2 separate regions of the Homo sapiens genome follow, and region 1 is linked to region 2. Evidence: chromatin contacts called from ENCODE Hi-C or POLR2A ChIA-PET data. All regions are on one chromosome and are shown on one strand. The core of a region is the stretch at or near the end of the contact, and the rest is flanking DNA. Distances in the headings are between cores, read along the strand shown.

Evidence for each region. A loop is a pair of places that touch in the nucleus more often than their neighbours do. ChIA-PET counts read pairs that join two places held with the same protein, here RNA polymerase II (POLR2A). Pooled maps may share reads with other maps.
Region 1: POLR2A ChIA-PET joins it to region 2 with 14 read pairs in AG04449. The contact joins two enhancer-like sites. A Hi-C loop is called at or near these places in 1 of 168 maps with a recorded cell type or tissue (chondrocyte) and 2 of 50 pooled maps. POLR2A ChIA-PET finds 5 or more read pairs at or near these places in 1 of 52 experiments (AG04449).

Annotation. Positions count from the first base shown.
Region 1 is chr9:134,705,117-134,708,632 of GRCh38, forward strand. All of the region lies in intron 4 of COL5A1 (collagen type V alpha 1 chain), which reads left to right. Among named protein-coding and RNA genes, the nearest start is that of COL5A1-AS1, 54 kb to the left of the region's middle. RefSeq lists an enhancer at 3,185-3,516. Within about 2 kb of position 2,000, at least 17 of the 41 ENCODE cell types and tissues checked have a DNase peak (open chromatin) inside an H3K27ac peak, as active enhancers do.
Region 2 is chr9:134,660,674-134,664,608 of GRCh38, forward strand. The region is part of intron 1 of COL5A1 (collagen type V alpha 1 chain); the gene reads left to right. Among named protein-coding and RNA genes, the nearest start is that of COL5A1-AS1, 9.8 kb to the left of the region's middle. Within about 2 kb of position 1,643, at least 16 of the 41 ENCODE cell types and tissues checked have a DNase peak (open chromatin) inside an H3K27ac peak, as active enhancers do.

The DNA of each region.
Region 1 (3,516 bases), core at 750-3,249, 45 kb after region 2:
CCAAACTCTAAGAGAGTTCGTTTAAACAGGGACTGGGGGTTTTTCCTGGGGTGTCTGTGGCCCCACAGAGGCCCCCTTTGTCCAAAGTGATGCGCCCTTGAGGGACAGAGGGAGATAGAGACTCTCAGGGCCAAGACACATGTGTCTCCTGCAGTGCAAGGCCAGGGCTAACGGCTGGTGCTGTGCCCGCAGCCTCCCTGGGTATAGACGCGGAGCCTGAGTGTGTGGCTTTGGCCGTGTCAGCAGCCCCCTGCGCCTGCAGACCAGGCCCTCACTGCCTCCCAGCCCCTGAGTCTGGTTCTAGTGGGGCAGCCTTGCCATGCAGGGGAGGTGGGACACTGCTGTCCCTCACAGAGCCACGTACGGAGGAAGTGATGGGCATGGAGGGCATTCTGCCGGCAGGTCCCCCCAGCCTTGGACTTCCTTCCCTGCTGGTGACTTGGAGCCCCGTGTCCTCATCTGTAAAATGGGGCGATAGGGCCAACGCTGTCGGATTTTGGGTTGGTGAGATCAAATCTGTGTTAGATGTGAGTACCTCCAAGGGCCGCAGGGAACCACCTTGTCCTGGGTCTTTGGCGGTGAGAGCTGCTCTCTGGCCCATTGTCAGTGGTCATCTGCCAGTGACAATGGGCCAGAGGTGGCCCATCGTCCACAGTGGCACTGTCATGAGCTGTCCCTTTTCTCAGCTTTTCTGGACTCCCCTTATGAATTAGATGCTGTGAGTCCTGCCATAAAGATGAGACCCCTGGGCCTTCAGGAGGATGGAGCCGCTGAGAGGTCCATGGGGAAAGAACTGGCTGAGGGTCCCGCCAGCCCCAGCTAGGGCGAGTGCTCCGGGGCGCCTCCTGCCCGTACCTGCACCTGCCATCACAGCAGCCCCTCAGCAAGGTTTGGGTTCGCAGGCCCCTGTCCTCCTCCCCTGGCAGAGTGCCCCTGTGGAGCTGGCAGGAGATCCCCCTGGCATGGGCTGTGTCTCCTAGGATGGGGTGGGATGGCCAAGCCCTCTCATGCTGCCTGTTCCCAGGGCGAGTATGCCGGAGCTGCCTGGGACATTGTCCTGGGAAGTTCTCATCCCAAGTCTTGTCCCTTCTGGATGTGCCGGTGCCCTGGGGCCAGCACTGGTGTCAGAGGAGGACTCAGGGCATTGCTCCCTAAGCCCCAGGTTTCCAGAGGTGCTGGGCAGGCCCAGGACCACCGTGCAGGAAGGGGAAGGCAGAGGGGCTGGGCTCCCCCCAGTGCAGGAAGGTCTTTTTATCCAGGGCATAGTCAGGAACGAGCTTTGTGTTTTCAGAAACATGGCCTCAGTGGCCAGGGTGAGCATGGGGCATCCTGCAGAAGGTGGGGATGTGTGAGTTATCTTCACAGGCAAGGAGAAGGCGGATGGGAGAGCAGCCAGGGCCCACCCCCACTGTGCCCTGGAAGAAGAGAGTCTTGCTGCCACTTCATAGCTTGGGAAGCCAGCACCAGGGAGGTTGAGTCACTTGCCTAAGGTCACTCAGCAACATGACAGCAGATTGGGACCTCGGAAATCATGACACAACTGTCCCCAGCCTGGAAGGGATCCCGGGGACCAGTGGCAGGAGACTGGACTCAGGCTGGCCTGACAGCACTGTGGGCCCCCGCCTGGCATTCTGTTCTCCTAGCCCTCCCCGCACAGGCCCTGAGGACCCTGGAGTCCCCTGGCCCATGGGGTCTGTGAAACTCTGGAACCTTCCAGGAAGAGCCAGCATAAGCTGTTAGCAAGGGCAGAGGGCCCAAGAGTGTCCCTCCCGTGTGTGACAGGTGACCTGGACCCGCCTAGCCCCTGTCCCAGCACCTTCCCCAGCCTGTGGCGGGCAGCACGGGGCTACCTGGCTGCTGATCCGGAGGGCTCCATGCACCTCTCTAGAGTCTCACCTCATCTATGGGCCCTGAGCTGGCCCAGTGAGCCACGTCAGGGAGGCTGGGAGGCGGGACTAAGAGGGGGCCTGGGGTGCCTCTGCCTTGAGGCCTGCCGTGGAAGGCCCCTCCTCTGTGGGTGAGCTATGACCAGGAGGGGGGCCGTGGAGGGGATGAGAACTGCCCCGGGGGACAGCCGGCCAGCGAGTTCTGGGCCAGGAGCCAAATGTGCTTTTAAGCTGTTGAAGGTTTCAAGGGGCAACAAGACCAAACAGACTATAAACTCCAGCTCTCCCTGCAAAACCCCTGGGTGCTGGCGGGAAAGTGATGGCGTCGGCTCCAAGCTCTAACGGTCCTCCATCTGTCTGCCTTCATTTCAGCCTTTGAAAAACACCGAGCGGTTTACCTAATCCCTGATTCCCTTTTTCCAGGGGCCTGGCTTTTCCACTGACATGTTCTTTCTGGAATTTCACTCTCCCCGGGGCAGGAGTGGGGCCTGTGCTGAGTGGGCCTTTCTCAGCCATCCACGGAGGCACCCTGGGATTCCTGTGAGTGGGAACAGAGGAGCCCTGGGATTCCTGTGAGTGGGAACGTCCCCCAGGGCGTCAGGCCCTTCAGTGTTAGGGCCTCGAAGGGGAGAGCAAGGGCTTTGTTAGAGGCCCAGGTCCACGTTTGCTGTAACTTCCCAGGCTGGGGCCTTTGGAGCCTCTGGATCCTTCCAGAACTACCTTGTTGCTCACTGGCTTGCTGACGGCTGCCTGGGCTGCCTGTGGGACACAGCAGGTAGGACTCAGGCTTGGGTCTAGGGCAGCTCTGGAGCCCGCAGCCCATCACTGGGCAGCCGGGGAAGCCCCAGGGGAGGGAAGCGCAACCGTGAAGATGAGCAGACTTCCCGGCACACAGGCGGGCGAGACTGGGTGCTGAGCTGTGTGCGGCTGGCGGCTCCGGGACGTGAGGGGATTCTGCTGAGGACCTTTCCTCCTGGTCGGGGGAGGGCTGCGGAGCTGGGAAAACCCACCTCGCCAGACCTTCCCTGGGCCCTGCTGCTCAGCCTCTGCTGGATGAGCTGCGTTCCCCTGTGAGAGGACTGGGGAGGTGTCCGGGGAGGGAGGGCTTTCCCCGCCTTGGAAGCTGCCCAGAGGGGCACATTTGGGGGGCTGGCTGGGCCAACTCTGACTTCGGACATGAGATGGATGTGATGTGTGCACCTGGGCAGGGCAGGGCACTCCACCGCCTCGGGCAGCCCCAGGCACCCTGCTATGTCGTCTCTGTGCCTCCATCACTGGCCAGGCAGCATGGATAGGCCAGGTGTCCCTCTGCCAGGGCTTCTCGGAGGCAGTGTGTGCCTGCCCCTCCCGAGTCCTGGCCCAAGTCCCTGCTGCTGCCTGGCCAGTGCGCCTGCCATTGCGGCTCAGAGCAACTCCCGGGGTGGGGGCTCTGGTGCACCTGCACTGACACAGGACACTGTCACCCTTCTAGGTCCTCGGTCCAAGACCCGCATCTACCCAGCCCTGCTGTCTCCTTAGCATCCACTGGTGCTTTCTGTAGGATCCACCTCCGCTGTCTCAGGCCACCTGTGTGGCAGCCCAGACCCCACCCTGGCAGTGCTGAGGCAGCCCCTGGCAGCGGAACACCAGC
Region 2 (3,935 bases), core at 393-2,892:
GTACTCATGGTGCGACCTCAAAACCATAACTTTCTTCTGTGCCTCAGTTTCTTCATGTGTAAAATGGAGCTGATGATGTCTCTCTACCTCATAGATTTGTGGTGAGCATCTAAGGAGGCACAGTTTAGATCTCTATAGAAACAGGCAAGGTCTCTTTGAGTTCTTCTTGCATCTCAGAGTGCCTGCCACTGTGAGGTGCTCAGTGAATGGTCACTGGGTTGAATTGTGAGTGCTTTGTAAACTCAGAGGGTGCTGACCAGCCCAGAGAATTGCTATGTTTTGAAGTAGCTCTCTGAAGTGGGGTGGAGAGCAGATGTTAGAAGCTGTGAACCATGCACCTGGGTTCTTTTAGGGGAGGATGGAAGGTACCAGAAGAGTGATCTCAGCTTACCACACCCACCACTGGCTGGCAGAGGTGGGGTATGCTGGGTTTGCTGACCCCAAAGAGGCTGGGTGGGAGAGGAAGCCGAGAGTTGCCTAGGGTGGCCTGGGGAGTTTGGTTGGGGAAGTGTCGGGGACACTATTCTCGGTGCTGCATCCAGGGAAGCTGCCCATCAGCCTTCCTTGGATTGGGATCTTTGGGATCAGGGATTCACTAATTGTCCCACATCTGACATTAATCTGGGCTCAGCCATGTGTTGCTGAGCTTCACACAGCTGTTTGCACCACCCCAGATCTTTCAAGGGGTCCCCAAGCAGATGACCAGTTTGCAGCAGGGCGTGTGTGTGAGGTACAGGAGCCTCCAGTCCTGTGGGCAGATGCTGACGGATGGGCTGATGGCTCCCAGCACCAACTGCTTTCTGTCGGTGACTTTCACTCCACCCACCAGTCCTGTGAGGTCAGTACGGTTCTCCTGACTCTGTGAGGACGTGCCCAGTTGACTTGGCCAATAGGGAGCAGAGCTGAGACTTGGTGGCTCTCTTAGACGCCAGTGTCCCCTCTGTGCTGCACCCATACCCCCCTCCCCATGCAACCCTGCCCAGCCCACTGCATCTTCCTGAGAGTTTTCCCAGATGTCACCCAGCACCTTCTTAGCTGTAATCTCTCCAGGCCCTTTCAACCTAAATGTCTTTAATTCTGGGATCAATCATCTCACCCTATAAATGACTCCCAGGAGCTCTTCCAGCTGTGCTCCAGAATTCCTTAAGCAGTGCCAACCTCGCTGTTCCTCCGACCGCTTCTTCCCTTTCCAGCCCTTCCCTCCAGCGGCTTCTGTTCTCTAGGATGCTAAGGCGAGTCCCAGGATGGCATTCAACTGGACACGGATGCCAGTGTTGTGAGTGCTCCATGCTGAAAGCCGCCTTCTCTGGGGCGGTTACTCACGCAGAGGCGGGAACCTGACTCTGTGCCTGTCTGTTGGCTTCCGTAATCCAGCCCTCCCTGTGCTGAGTTTAAGCCCAAATGAAATTACTGGGCTCTAAGTATGTGCCTTTCTCCATAAAATGTGATGCCTGGTCAATATCTTGGCCAAAAAAAAAAAAAAAAAAAAATTCCTCTGAAGGAGGGTAGTCTGGTCTCTTTCTAGTCACTTGTGAAAATATTTCCTGATCTGATCTCTGCAGTCGTGTACGCGGCCAGCACATAACTGCCCCCAGGCAGGGCCCTGACTTCCAGGCCGCTCAGGGCAGCTACCCTCCCTGGGATATGTCAAGCTGAGGGCTTCGCACATTCTTCTCTGACAACTCAGCTGGTTTCCAGCCCAGTCCGGCTGCCTCCTTCTTTTCCACTTTGACTTTCCTAACAGCCTGGGAAGCTCTGAAGCCTGTGTTTTCAGGCCTGCCGGTGCCAGTGGAGCTGGCCTAGGCCTCCCCAGCACCCTTCCTGACCCCTACGTAGATGCCCAGTGCTGCCTGCCAAGGACTTTGAATCTCTCCAGTGGGGACATTCCGCGCTCCTTGGGTGATGGGAGGCTGAGGGTAGAAGTGAGGGTTGATTTAAGAGAGCAGCCCAGATGGAAGGGCCTCTGGGGGTTGTTCTCCACCCTCATGCTCTGCAGCCCATATCTCTCCTCTGATCTCTCTCCCGGCCTCAGCTTTCACAGCTCTAGAGTGAGGTGGGGACATGGACGGCTGCCAGCTTGGATGGGGACGGGCTAACTCGCATGAAACCCTCTGGGCTGCAAAGCGATGCTCTGAATCTGTTGTTAATTACATCTTCCTCGGGCCGCAAGTTCTGCACCAGAGTTGGTCACTCTAAACCTGGGGCTGTTAGCTATAGTAGAACCTCATCTGCCTCGTTAGCAGAGACCGATGAGTGTTTGCTGCACAGCTACTGCCTGCTCTGTGAGCCTCCATGTTTGGAAATTTACTAAAAATACTGCCTTTGCATTCAACTCGCCACACATTTCTGTGAGCATGTACGATGTCAAAGGCCCTGTGGGTGGCTTTGCTGAGGGGGTGGTTGAAGAGACCATGTTCTCAAAATGAAGTTCGACGTTTCCTGAACAACTGTTCTCTGCACGTTGCTGTGCTGGGTGCATCCATCGGACGCAGCCCCTATCTGGAAGGAGGGCCGTGTGGGCCAAGAAAGAAGAGAGGATGCCTGGCCTGACCTGGGCTGGCCCTGAGGCTTTGAACACCTGGGCTCCTCATCCTGGAGTCAGTGTGTGGTGGCCGGGGGCCTGTCCCAGAACGTAGCACACTTCTCCTCTCTGCTGTCCCCATACTGTCCTGATAGCCTAAGAGGGTGAAGGGCTGGGGCTGGGGGAGGGAGTGTGGCCCAGGTGTTCAGAGGCCTCGGGAGTCTGCTGGGGAGGTGCAAGGAGGCCGCCCTGGCCAACCTGGCAGGGCTGGGAGGCCATGGGCACTTGAGGGGGGAGGATAAATGTCACTTGAGCATTTTCCTCCTCCTCCAGTTCCTTCTTTAATATCTATTTTTAATGAAAATAATACATTTCATTATAGTCATTTTGGAAAACACCAAAAAGTATAAAGAAGAAAATAAAAATGACTGTAAACCCAGATTCTCCCAAACCCAGATTATGAATACAGAGAAGAAAGTACAGAGGGAAATGCGTTGTGGTGGCGGATGGGGAACGCCTAGACCATCCCTAGGCCTCTGCCCTGAGGACTTGGACTTGGACTTTGTCATGCCACATTAGAGTGCAGGCATTCTCTTTCATTCACGACAGCTGTCAAAAGTCTAATTTAAAGTGTCGCCTATTGGATATTGGGGTGGCTCCCCCTTTTTGATACTGCAAGGGCAGGGGTGTTGAGGAAGCTTGCTGTGGCGGGTCACCAGAGCTGCCACCACCGGAGGGTGCTAGAGGCCTTCTTGGGCTCTCCAGGGGGAAGGGAACATCTTGGGGGTGCTGGGCAAGCAGCAGACCCCCTGCCCACCCTCGGGAATCAGTCAGCTGGTGGGAAGGCAGAGCTTTTGCCCTTTAAAGCCAGGGCACTGGCAGAAATGTAGGGTTTGGTAAAGACAGCCTGTCATGTTGGCTGGGAAAGACAGGATTCATCATTGAACTGGGCTAGAGTGTTGCAGAATCCGTCTGGGAAAAAAAGATTGGATCCTGCCCTACTCTTCTACCAAAATGCATTCCAGATGGATCTGAGATGCGAACTTTAAAAATGAAACCATAAAACTACTAGAAGAAAACATGGGAGGCCAGGTTTTACAGTCTTGGGATGGGAAGCTTTTCCGAGTATGACGTAAGCCCCTGCAGTTATAAAAGAAAACAGTTTGACCCCATAAAAGTCAAGATTTTCTATCTGGCCAAAAGAAAAGCAAAAAAACAACTGGTCACCGTAAGAAGAGAATCTACACCTATCTGACGGAAAGGGGGTCGACCTGCAAGGAACTCCCACTGATCAGTCAGAAAAGTCCAGCAAACAAACACCAAGATGGCCGACACACATGGCAAGTTCTCAGGAAGGAAAATACAGGTGACTTTTAAACATGTGAGAAGATGTTAGACTTTACTCACAAGGAGA